Regions from separate parts of the Homo sapiens genome. Here region 1 is linked to region 2. A link is a contact called in ENCODE Hi-C or POLR2A ChIA-PET data. All regions are on one chromosome and are shown on one strand. Each heading gives the region's core, a stretch centred on a gene start or an enhancer-like site at or near the end of the contact. The rest is flanking DNA. Distances are from core to core; before and after follow the strand shown.

Evidence for each region. A loop is a pair of places that touch in the nucleus more often than their neighbours do. ChIA-PET counts read pairs that join two places held with the same protein, here RNA polymerase II (POLR2A). Pooled maps may share reads with other maps.
Region 1: a pooled map shows a loop between it and region 2 (2.7-fold over the local background). The contact joins two enhancer-like sites. A Hi-C loop is called at or near these places in 2 of 50 pooled maps. POLR2A ChIA-PET finds 5 or more read pairs at or near these places in 3 of 52 experiments (H1, OCI-LY7 and activated CD8-positive, alpha-beta memory T cell).

Annotation. Positions count from the first base shown.
Region 1 is chr15:28,285,701-28,291,246 of GRCh38, reverse strand. All of the region lies in intron 4 of HERC2 (HECT and RLD domain containing E3 ubiquitin protein ligase 2), which reads left to right. Among named protein-coding and RNA genes, the nearest start is that of HERC2, 34 kb to the left of the region's middle. Within about 2 kb of position 1,251, at least 2 of the 41 ENCODE cell types and tissues checked have a DNase peak (open chromatin) inside an H3K27ac peak, as active enhancers do.
Region 2 is chr15:28,124,696-28,130,643 of GRCh38, reverse strand. HERC2 (HECT and RLD domain containing E3 ubiquitin protein ligase 2) reads left to right here. Exons shown (of 93, transcript NM_004667.6): 82 at 50-141; 83 at 342-481; 84 at 5,451-5,638. Among named protein-coding and RNA genes, the nearest start is that of OCA2, 28 kb to the right of the region's middle. Within about 2 kb of position 1,968, at least 3 of the 41 ENCODE cell types and tissues checked have a DNase peak (open chromatin) inside an H3K27ac peak, as active enhancers do.

The DNA of each region.
Region 1 (5,546 bases), core at 2-2,501, 160 kb before region 2:
TTAAAAAAAAATTCGTATTTGGGGTTAATAGTAGTACCTACCTCGTAGGTTATTATAGGATCAGCACAGTAGGCCAGACAAAGTGCGTATGCTATTATCTTGCATGTAGTAAGTACCAGCATGTACTACCTGTTATCCAGAAATGTGCTGAAATGTGCCTTGTATTTTCTCTCTTTCCGTTTGGATCAGTCTTCCCAGAAGTTATCAATTTGAGTTTTTTCAAAGAACCAGTTGTTGGTTTTATTGATTTTGTTTTCTTTTTCATTGATTTCTGCTTTACTCTTTATTATTTCCTTTTTTCTGCTGGCTTTGGGTTCCATTTGCTCTTCTGTCTTTCCTAGTTTCTTAAGGCAAAGGCTTAGATCATTGACTTTAGATTTTTTGTCTTTTCTAACAAGTGTTCAAAACTATAATATAAATTTCCCTCTAAGCATTGTTTAGCCACATTTCACAAATTTGGAAATGTTTATTCATTTTCATCTTCATTCAGTTGAAAATATTTTCTAATTTCCCTTTTAATTTCTTCTTTTACCCGCTTATTATTTGGAAATTGTTATTTCATTTCCAAGTATTTGGGGATTTTCAAATATCTCCTGTTAATTTCTAAATTAGTTGTAGTCAGAGAACATATTCTGTGATTTCAATGTTGAGGCTTGTCTGAAGCCCCAGAATATGGTGTATTCTGTGGAATGTTTCATGCACACATAATAAGAATGTAGCTGTGTGTGGTGGCTCATGCCTGTAATCCCAACACTTTGGGAGGCTGAGGTGGGTGGATTACTTGAGGTCAGGAGTTTGAGACCAGCCTGGCCAACATGGTGAAACCCTGTCTCTATGAAACATACAAAAATTAGCTGGGTGTGGTGGTGGGTGCCTGTAATCTTGATTGCACCCCTGCACTTTAGTCTGGGTGACAAAGCGAGACTACATCTCAAAAAAAAAAAGTGTGTTTTGCTGCTCTGTAAAGCTTAATGAGATCAAGTTGATAGTGTTCAGGTATCCTTGACTTGAAATAATTTTCTGCCTACTTGTTCTATTCACTGTTAGGAGAGGAGTTGAACTAACACACAAGGTTGGCTTACTGCATTAGTTTGACATGAATCTCAGAGATCTTACCCGTACCTGATTATTTAGTAACTTTAAAGATACAAGTTATATCCTCACTTGTGTGCTCAGGCAAAGTGGGGAGAGATGTGGGAGAGTCTGTGCAACTCCTGCAGGTCCGTCCTCTTTGAACCCCGCCTGAGAGATGAGACCTCTCACTGAGGTGTGTTGTCCTCTCACTGAGGTGTGTGGTCCTCTCACTTAGGTGTGTAATCCTCTCACTGAGGTGTGTAGTCCTCTCACTGAGGTGTGTCTTCCTCTCAGATGTGTCGTCCTTTCACTGCGGCGTGTCATCCTCTCACTGAGGTGTGTCGTCCTCTCACTGCACAAGGAGCATTAAGGATGTGCAGTGTTTCCCTTTTGTAGTCAGATAGTTTATACACCTTAGGGAACGTTTTCCAGGGAGCCATGTCCCGTAAGTCCATGGATTTTAGGTATGTTTACCAAACACAATCCTAAACTAACCACATCTTGCTAAAAACATTTCATAGATAAGGACACTTCTCTTAGCGAATACCAGTCATTTATTTATAGAGAAGCCAGTCTCAGCGTTCTGGGGAGATCAGCTCCAGCGACTGGCTTTATTTCCCAGGAGTATCTCCATCGTGCTGGGGAGGCATGAAGAGCAGTTTCACTGCTTAGTTCCTCTTTCTTCTGAGGAGGATTGAAATCTCTCATGCTAATTATGGATTATTTTCTCTCAGCTCTGCAGGTTTTGCTTCATGTATTTGAGAATGTTATAAGGTGCATGCACTTTTAGGATTTTTACATCATATTTGTAAATTTGACCCCCTTTATCTCCAGTGACATTCTTTGTTGTGAAGTCACCTTGGTCTGACTACTCTCCTTTCTTCTGATTTGGTGTTTGCGTGGTGTGTTTGCCAAGTTTAGCTTTTTTCACTTTCAACCTTTGTGTATGTGTAAAGTGCATTTCTTTCAGGTATCATATAATTAGGTCTTGCTTCTTTATTCACCCTGGCAACCTCTGTTTTTTATTTGGAATCTTTAGACTACTTGGGTTTAAATCTATCATCTCTGGCGTTTTCAGTTACATCTTTCACTTGTCACTGTCCACTCTCAAATGGTATTACACTGCCTGAGCTGCGGGGCAGTGCTCTGACTGTAGCTTCCTGCTTCTGACATGTTCTTGGTTGGCAGTGTTGCTGTGTCATGTCCAAGTGAAACATGGTATAAACCCCACAATATGATGTTTTTGTTTTTGCTTTAAATAGGCAATTACATTTTTTCCCCTCAAATTTGAAAAGAGAAAAAAAAGTCTTTTTTTTTTTTTTTTGAGATGGAGTTTTGCTGTTGTTGCCCAGACTGGAGTGTAATGGCACAATCTCAGCTCACTGCAACCTCCCCCACGTGGGTTCAAGCGAGTCTCCTGCCTCAGCCTCCCTAGTAGCTGGGATTACAGGCAGGCACCACCGTGCCTGGCTAATGTTTTTGTATTTTTAGTAGAGACAGGGTTTCACTGTGTTTGCCAGGCTCGCCTTGAACTCCTGACCTTAGGTGATCCACGTGCCTCAGCCACCCTTAAGTGCTGGGATTATAGGATTATAGGTGTGAGCCACCACACCTGGCCTCTTTTTTTTTTTTTTTTTGAGTCGGAGTTTTGGTCTTGTTGCCCAGGCTGCCAGGATGGAGTGCAATGGCATGATCTTGGCTCACTGCAGCCTCTGCCTCCCTCCTGGGTTCAAACGATTCTGGCTCAGCCTCCCGAGTAGCTGGGATTACAGGCATACGCCACCACACCTGGCTAATTTTGTATTTTTGAGTAGAGACATGGTTTCGTCATGTTGGTCAGGCTGGTTTCGAACTCCTGACCTCAGGTGATCCACCCACCTCGGCCTCCCAAAGAGCCACCATGGCTGGCCAGAAAAAAGTTTTTTATGTTAACTTACATTTTACCATTATGGGCCCTTAAGGTTTTGTTTCTGTCCCAGCTGCCTTGTGTTATCGTTTTCCTTCAGTTTGAAGATCTCCCTTTACCGTTTCTAGATCTTCTGACAGAGAAGTTTTTCAGTCTGTCTGGGTATCAATTTTGGCTTTATCTCTGACTCTACACAAATCACTTTGTCTCACCTTGGGCCTCTCATGTATAAAGTAGGAATAAGTGGCTGGGAGCAGTGGCTCACGCCTAATCCCAGCACTTTGGGAGGCTGAGGTGGGTGGATCATGATGTCAGGAGATCGAGACCATGCTGGCTAACACGGTGAAACAGCGTCTCTACTAAAGATACAAAAAAATTAGCTGGGCGTGGTGGTGGGCACCTGTAGTCCCAGCTACTCGGGAAGCTCAGGCAGGAGAATGGCGTGAACCCAGGAGGCGGAGCTTGCAGTAAGCCAAGATTGCACCACCACTCTAGCCTGGGTGACAGGGTGAGACTCCATCTCAAACCAAAAAAAAAAAAAAAAAAAGAGGAATAAGTATAATATAATGTAAATAATTAAAATTATATATAAAATAAGTGAAAGTACTTAGAGAGTTGCTGTGCAACTGACATGAAGTAATGCATTTGAAGCTCCTAAGTCAGTGCCTGGCACAAATGTTTGATAAAGATTTGTTGTGATTTTAAAAATCTGTTGTTTTGCCTTTCTCCTTGTTTCCCCTCACCTAGGTATCAAAGTACCTACAGTTATGGGTAGGTAACTAGACCCGAAATACACCTTTCTTGCTCAGATTAAAGCCCAGCTTATTGACTCAGGGTGGCTTTAATGAAGAGGGTTTACTTGGAAGCTCTGCTTGCTCACAGGTACAGAGCTTTCGCAGAACCGACTCTCTACCTGGCAGCCTTGAAGGGGCTTGGATTCAAAGCATATTCTTGAGCCACTCCATCTTTAATCAAACTGCAGGTGGAATTTGTAGCTATTAGAATAGCTCCTATTCCTTTCATTTCTTTTTCTGTTTTTTTGCTCTTCCATCTCAGCCTAAAAAGAAAAACACATTAATTTGAGCCATAGGAATTTAGAATTTGTTTTTTCTTTTGCTTAGATATGTTTGACTAAAGCTTCCTTTTTCACAGGTTTATTTTTTTCCAACGTTTTATTATGAAAAAAATTATACAGAAAAGTTGAAAGAATTTTACAGCGCGCACGCACATATTCACCACCTGAGACTGTGCCGCTGGCATTATCCCACGTGCTTTATCACCGCTCTCTCCACTTTTTTGTCCCTCTATTCATCCATCAGTCCCTCACATTTTTTTTGCAATGTTTCCAAGGAGACCTCTGGACACTTGCTTCTCAACATTGCAGCGTGTAGGCCCTCAGCAGGAGTTCAGAAGTGCACATTTCACAGTGAACCTTCTGAGAGTGTTGACAGATCACAGCTTTTCTTTTTGTCTAATGAAAAGGGCTTGCTGGCCATTGGGTGTTGTAATCTTTTAGGGGAGTAAACTCTTAGTAACTATCTAAATCATTCTTAATGATTCTCTCTGCCGTGTAAATAGGTCTGGGAGGACCCTTTCTGACATTGTTTTTGGCATAGGTTTTAGCTTAAGGTGTTGTAAATGCTGTTTATCAAGATGATGAAGTTCCCGTTTGTTGCTATTTTCTGAGAATTTTTATCATTCATGAGTATTGAATTTTGTCATTTGCTTTTTCTAAATCAATTGATATGTAATTATGTGATTTTTGTTCTTTAGCCTATTAATAGGGTGGGTTACATTGATTTTTGACTGTTGAACCCACTTTACATTCCTGGAATGAAACTACTTGGCAATGATGTGGAATTCTTTTTATATATTGTTTAATTCTACTTGCTAATAATTCGCTGTATATTTTTGTGTCTCTGTATATATATTGTTCTGTACTTTGTACTGTCTTTAGGTACAGTACCTAATATTAGCTTCTTAAAATGTTAATATTAGCTTCTAATATTAGCTTCTTAATATTAGCTTCTATTAGCTTCTAATATTAGCTTCTTAATATTAGCTTCTAATATTAGCTTCTTAATAGTAGCTTCTTAAAATGAATTGGGAAGTTTTTCCTCTTCTAGTTTCCAGAAGAGATTGTTTTGAGTCCGTGTTAATTCTTTTTTAATGTTTGATGGAATTATCCAGTGAGTTCATTTGGGTCTGGTAATTTCTTTTTTTTCGGATTCTTTGAATTATGAATTCAGTTTTCTTGATAGTGGTAGGGCTATTCAAATGATCTATTTTATATTTGGTGAGTTGTGGTAATTTGTATTATTTGAGGAATAAGTCCATTTTGCCCAAGTTGTCAAAGTTACATGTGTAGAGTTGTTCCTAGTAATTCCTAATTATCTTTTTTGGTATCTTTAGAGTCCGTTTCATCACTAATGTTGGTAATTTATGTCTTTTTTTTTTTTTTTTGTCAGTCATGCTTAGAGAGGTTTGTCAGTTTTATTGATCTTATCAAAGAACCAGCTTTTTGCTTTACTGTTTATTGGTTTTCTGTTTTCACTTTGTTTCTACT
Region 2 (5,948 bases), core at 719-3,218:
AGCAGGAGCCTTGTTGCTGTCTGTCTAATTGAACCTTTTCCCCCTCTAGATTGATTCTCTTACTGGTCTTGGAGTAGTTAAAGTGGAATGCGGATCCCAGTTTTCTGTTGCCCTTACCAAATCTGGAGCTGTTTATACCTGGTACGCAAGATTCTGTTTGTTTAAACCCACTAAAACCAGATTTTTATTGGGGTATGTGCACCACCTTTTCATGGATGGGAATGTAGCTTCTGCAGCAGGCTATGGTTGTGTCCTGAACAGCAGAGGCTGCCCAGGAGGCTGGTCAGGGTGGTCAGTGAGATCACCTTGCCCCATAATTTCCATGCTTCCTTTGTGTGCAGGGGCAAAGGCGATTATCACAGGTTGGGCCATGGATCAGATGACCATGTTCGAAGGCCTCGGCAGGTCCAAGGGTTGCAGGGGAAGAAAGTCATCGCCATCGCCACTGGCTCCCTGCACTGTGTGTGCTGCACAGAGGATGGTAGGTAGGGGCTCAGTGCCGCAGGACTGAGGCCTGTGAATCTAAGAGGGTTGAGCATGAAGGACATGCGCAGCCTTAAAAGGGGGCACAGGCCAGGTGTGGTGGCTCACTCCTGTTGCCCCAGCACTTTGGGAGGCTGAGGCAGGCGGATCACGAGGTCAAGAGATCGAGACCAGCCTGGCCTACACGGTAAACATCATCTCTACTAAAAATACAAAAATTAGCTGGGCATGGTGGCGCGCGCCTGCATCTCAGCTACTCAAGAGGCTGAGGCAGGAGAATCACTTGAACCCGGGAGGTGGAGGTTGCAGTGAGCCAAGATCGTGCCATTGCACTCCAGCCTGGTGACAGAGCAAGACTGTCTCAAAAAAAAAAAAAAAAAGGAGGCAGAGGCTTATACTGTGTCCTGAGAATCTATCTGCAGTCAGCAGGGCTTTGGCCCTGTCATCTTCAGCCCCTGCTGTTAAACCTGTGAATGAGTTCTATTTATTACTTATTACTGGGCTGTGCAGAACAGAGCTAGCAGCCAGCCTGAGACGTGTCCTTAGACAGACCTGCTGCAGGCTTGGCCCTCTGCTGGTGTCTGGGAACCTGGGTTTCGGGAGGGATCCCCTGTTCCCTAGGTGGTAGGTGTGGTTCACTGTGCCTGAACTGTCTGTACAAGCGACATGTTCTGTGCTGAAATCTGCTTTCCTTGGTCTGGAACTTGGTACGCGCCAGGCAGGGGGTGCCTGTGTGATCAGCCCTGATGGAAACCCTGGGCCTGGAGTCTCTACCCAGCTTCCCGGCAGACAGCACCTGACACAGCTCAGTGCCGGGGCAGTTAAGCTCGTCCTGTGTGGCTCCTGTGGGAGAGGACTCTGGAAGCTTGCTCCTGGTTCCCCCACTGCTTTGCCACAGGTCCCCATCCCTGTGCTGGTCTTACTCTGTGTCCTCTTGCCATAATACACTGTAACTGTGAGGAGGAGTGTATGCTGAGTCTTGTAAGTCATGCTGGAGAATCAGGAGCGTGGGGCGGTCCGGGGAACCCCAACACAATGGCAAAAGGGACTTTTCAGGTCAAATGAAGTTTGTGAGTCAGCTGACTTGATGATATGGAGATTATTCTGGATTATTTAGTGGGCCCAGTGTAATCACACAGACCCTTTGATCAGAAAAGGAGGCAGAAGAGTCAGTCAGAGATGTGACTGAAGAGGTAGTAGAAAGATTTTCAAAGTCTGAGAGCTCTCTACCCTCTGTTGCTGGCTTTCGTGGAGGAACAGGGCTGGGGAATGGGGTGGCCCCTGGAAGCTGGGAATAGCTCAGCCAGCAAGGAACCTGGACCTCAGTCCCACAGAGAACTGAGCTGTGTCTGAATGAGCAAGGAAACTCTCCCCTGGGGCCTCTGGGAAGGGAGACAGACCCATGCGGGGCTTCTCACCTGCAGAGCGAAAGGATCCTAAGTGTGTGTTGTTTAAGCCAGCCGGGCTGTGGGGATGTGTTATGGCAGCAGTGAAAAACGTGGGCGCCATCTTTCATTAACATGGCCTTCGCACAAACTGTGCTCCTCGTTAAAGCCTTTGGTGAATTATATAAGCATGCACCCTTTAATCATTTCATTGAGGGAAGAGGCTCATGGATGAATGAGCAACTTCTGTGGCCTGTAGTGGAAGGACATTGTAGTTCTTGATCCAGAACTTTTTATTTGACTTATTTAATTCTTTTAAATTTTGAGACAAATCACAGTTGGAAGCAAACCAGTTGGAAGTACATTACCTAGAACTTGCTTATCCCAGTCCACATGAGAGTGAGTTGCTGTCCTGCTGCCGCGTCCTGAGCTTTTCAGTGTGTTTCCCACAAACAGGGAGGCTCGTCCTGCCAGCCAGTTCACACTCCCCCACCCCGCCTGACGCCCATGCCCATTTGCAGCACATTGCCTGCCAGTCAGCTGGCAAGCTGTACCCTCTGTCCTGTGACACTCTCTCAGTGCCTGGCATCATCGTTTCACTTCCTCGTCTTCCTGGGCTTCTTGCAACTTGACACCAGTTATTTTGTAGCACATTCTTCTGTTTGGATTTTTTGCGATGTTTCTGCGTAGATTCGGGTTGTGTGTCTTTGATCGTCACAGTTCATCCTTGCAGGTGACATGCAGTTTGTCTGCTTGCTGATGATGCTCACTACAGTTGCTTGGTTACATTGTCTGCCATGCTTTTCACTGCGAACATTCTTTATAATTAACAAGTATTTAGTAGGGACATCCTGAATCTATTTAAATATTCCTTTCTCATGCAGCTTTGAATCAATTCATGTATTTGTTTTATCTGAGTGGGAATCATGGATCCTAATGTATTCATTGGGGTATATAGTCTATTTATTTTGATGCTCTAGTTGTGCTCTATTTGGCTGGCTCTGCCCCCTTTTTGTGTGTCCCCGTTGTCTGGGAGTACTTCCTTGCTCTGGCAGAAGAAGATGATTAGCCTCCACTTGTTCCCGCCATGCCCCACGCCTCGACCTGGCCATTTCTCCAAGGAGCCCTGGCATCTGTGGAGGAGAATGGCCTTGAGAAGACAAGGTCTGGATGATGGGTGTGCTCATTGCTATTGAGGCGTCACCGCTCCCCAGACCTCCTCAGTGGACAAAGCCAGGGAATAGTAATGTAAACAATACCCTGGTTTATGTTTGATGTCTGTTGAAAACTGTGAGTTCACACCAGTATCCCCAGGTCCAGTTTGGATCCACAGGGTTCATTCCAGTTTTCTCATGGCAACCTTGCAGATCCTTTCTTTTCTGGCGATTTGGCCACTCCCCCCGTGCATAACCAGCATCTCATCCTCCCCTGTGTGGCTCCTCCCCTTGCATGTGGGGGTCTTGGCTGACTCCCCTCGGAGCTAGCACCTGGGTGGAAGCCCTCCTCACTCTCACAGACTCATTCCCTATGCCCAGCTGCGTCTGCAGAGACACCCTCCTCACCTTGTGTGTGCGACACCCGCCTCGTGGCTTTAGGACCAACGTGTGGAGAGCAGGCAGGGGCAGGAGACAAGTACACTGCCCTTGACCACGCAGGCGTCACACTTTCCAGACACCCGAGGAGTCTCTCTGGATTTGACAATCCTGATGGTGTCTCCAGAGAACATGAGCCTTGTTTCCATCCTGGTCACCAGGGACCTTGCCTGAGAATATTTTCCGGTGGTATTTCTTGGTTGAGGTCCCACACGGTGCACTGAAAAGTGTGATGATTCTTGCGAATGGTGAATCTTATGTTTAGGATATGAACAGAAACGGCATGTTCTTTTTTTATGTTATTTTTTAAATTTATTTTTATTTCAACAAGTTTTTGGCGAACAGGTGGTGTTTGGTTACATGAATAAGCTCTTTAGAGGTGATGTCTGAGAGGTGGGTGCTCCCATCACCCAAGTAGTGTACACAGTACCCAATGTGTAGTCTTTTATCCCTCACTCCTCTCCTACCCTTTCCCCCGAGTCTCCAAAGTCCATTGTGTCATTCTTATGCCGTTGCATCCTCATCGCATGAGAACATATGGTTTGGTTTTCCGTTCCTGAGTTACTTTACTTAGAATAATGGTCTCTAGTCCCATCCAGGTTGTGGCAAATGCAATCATTTCATTCCTTTTTATGGCTAGTAGTATTCCATGGTGTATATATACCACATTTTCTTTATCCACTCATTGATGGATGGGCTTTGGAGCTGGTTCCATATTTGTGTAATTGCAAATTGTGCTGCTATAAACATGTGTGTGCAAGTGTTTTTTCAAATAATGACGTCTTTTCTTCTGGGTAGGTACCTAGTGGTGGGATTGCTGGATCAAATGGTAGATCTACTTTTAGTTCTTTGAGGAATCTCCATACTTTTCCATAGTGGAGCGTGGAAAATGCTTTCCATCACAACGCGTTTTCACAGATAGCTTGTTGTTAGTTTTTATCGCCCTCTAGTGGGGGAAAATCTCAATGTGTTGTACTGGTTTCTGTTCCCACCAGCAGTATAAGTGTTCCCTTTTCACCACATCCATACCAACATCTATTTTTTTTTATTCTTATTTTATTATGGCCATTCTTGCAGGAGTGAGGTGGTATCACATTGTGGTTTTGATTTTAAAAACATAGATTTTCAGGTGGATCACCAAGTCAGGAGTTCGAGACCAGCCTGACCCACATGGTGAAACCCTGTCTCTGCTAAAAATACAAAAATTAGCTGGGCATGGTGGTGCGTGCCTGTGAGCCTAGCTACTCAGGAGGCTGAGGCCGGAGAATCGCTCGAACCCGGGAGGCGGAGGTTGCGGTGAGCTTGAGATCGCACCACTGCATTCCAGCCTGGGCGACAAAGTGAGACTTCATCACAGTGGTTCATGCATGTAATCCCAACACTTTGGGAGATGAGGTGGGAGGATCACTTGAGCTGGGGAGGTTGAGGCTGCAGTGAACCGTGATCATGCCAGTTTACTCCAGCCTGGGCAACAGAGTGTGAGACCCTGTCTCAAAAAAAAAAGTATAAAATAAATAAAACAGACTTTTTCTTTTCTGTTTCGCATGCAAGAGCAATTTGGAATGTTAGGGATATTGCTATGTGTTTTAATATTAGATGGATTTGGGATGTTCGGGATATTGCTATCTGTTCTAATATTATTCTGATGGAGAACTGCTGCTGTTCATGCCTAGTCCTGAGAACTAACACTGTTGGAGGCTTAAGACCAGAGTTGTGTGTCTCTCACTAGAAGAGGCCTGGTGGCCAACAGGGGCTGTGGAGAGTCCTGGGAAGTATACTCGCCTCTTTGGATGTGTAATTAGCATGTATTCATGTTTAGGTCATACCTAAAGCAGACATTCATGTCTAGGTCATATGTAAAGTTGACAACTAGGTCAACACCAGCTGAAGGGCAGGGAGCGTTGGTGCTGTGTGTGGTGGGAAGACACTGGCAGCCATGCGTTTGTTGGCCCTAGTATACAGGTTCTGATTCTAAATTCACTTCATTCAGGTGAGGTTTATACATGGGGCGACAATGATGAGGGACAACTGGGAGACGGAACCACCAATGCCATCCAGAGGCCTCGGTTGGTAGCTGCCCTTCAGGGTAAGAAGGTCAACCGTGTGGCCTGTGGCTCAGCACATACCCTCGCCTGGTCGACCAGCAAGCCCGCCAGTGCTGGCAAACTCCCTGCACAGGTGAGTCCGGGCAGGTTGGGTGGGTCGGGGGCAAGCAAAGTGTGCTCCTGTCACATGCTGCATCCTGTCGTTGTGTGTTTACAGAGGCTTCTTGGTGAAAATAATTCAGGCTCAGTAAATGTTAACCACACAGTGCATTTAAGAACCTTGATATTTGGCTGGTTGTGGTGGCTCACACCTGTAATCCCAACACTTTGGGAGGCCAAGGTGGGCGGATTGCTTGAACTCAGGAGTTCAGGACCAGCCTGGACAACATAGCAAAACCCTGTCTCTACAAAATTAGTCAGGCATAGTGGCATGCACCTGTAGT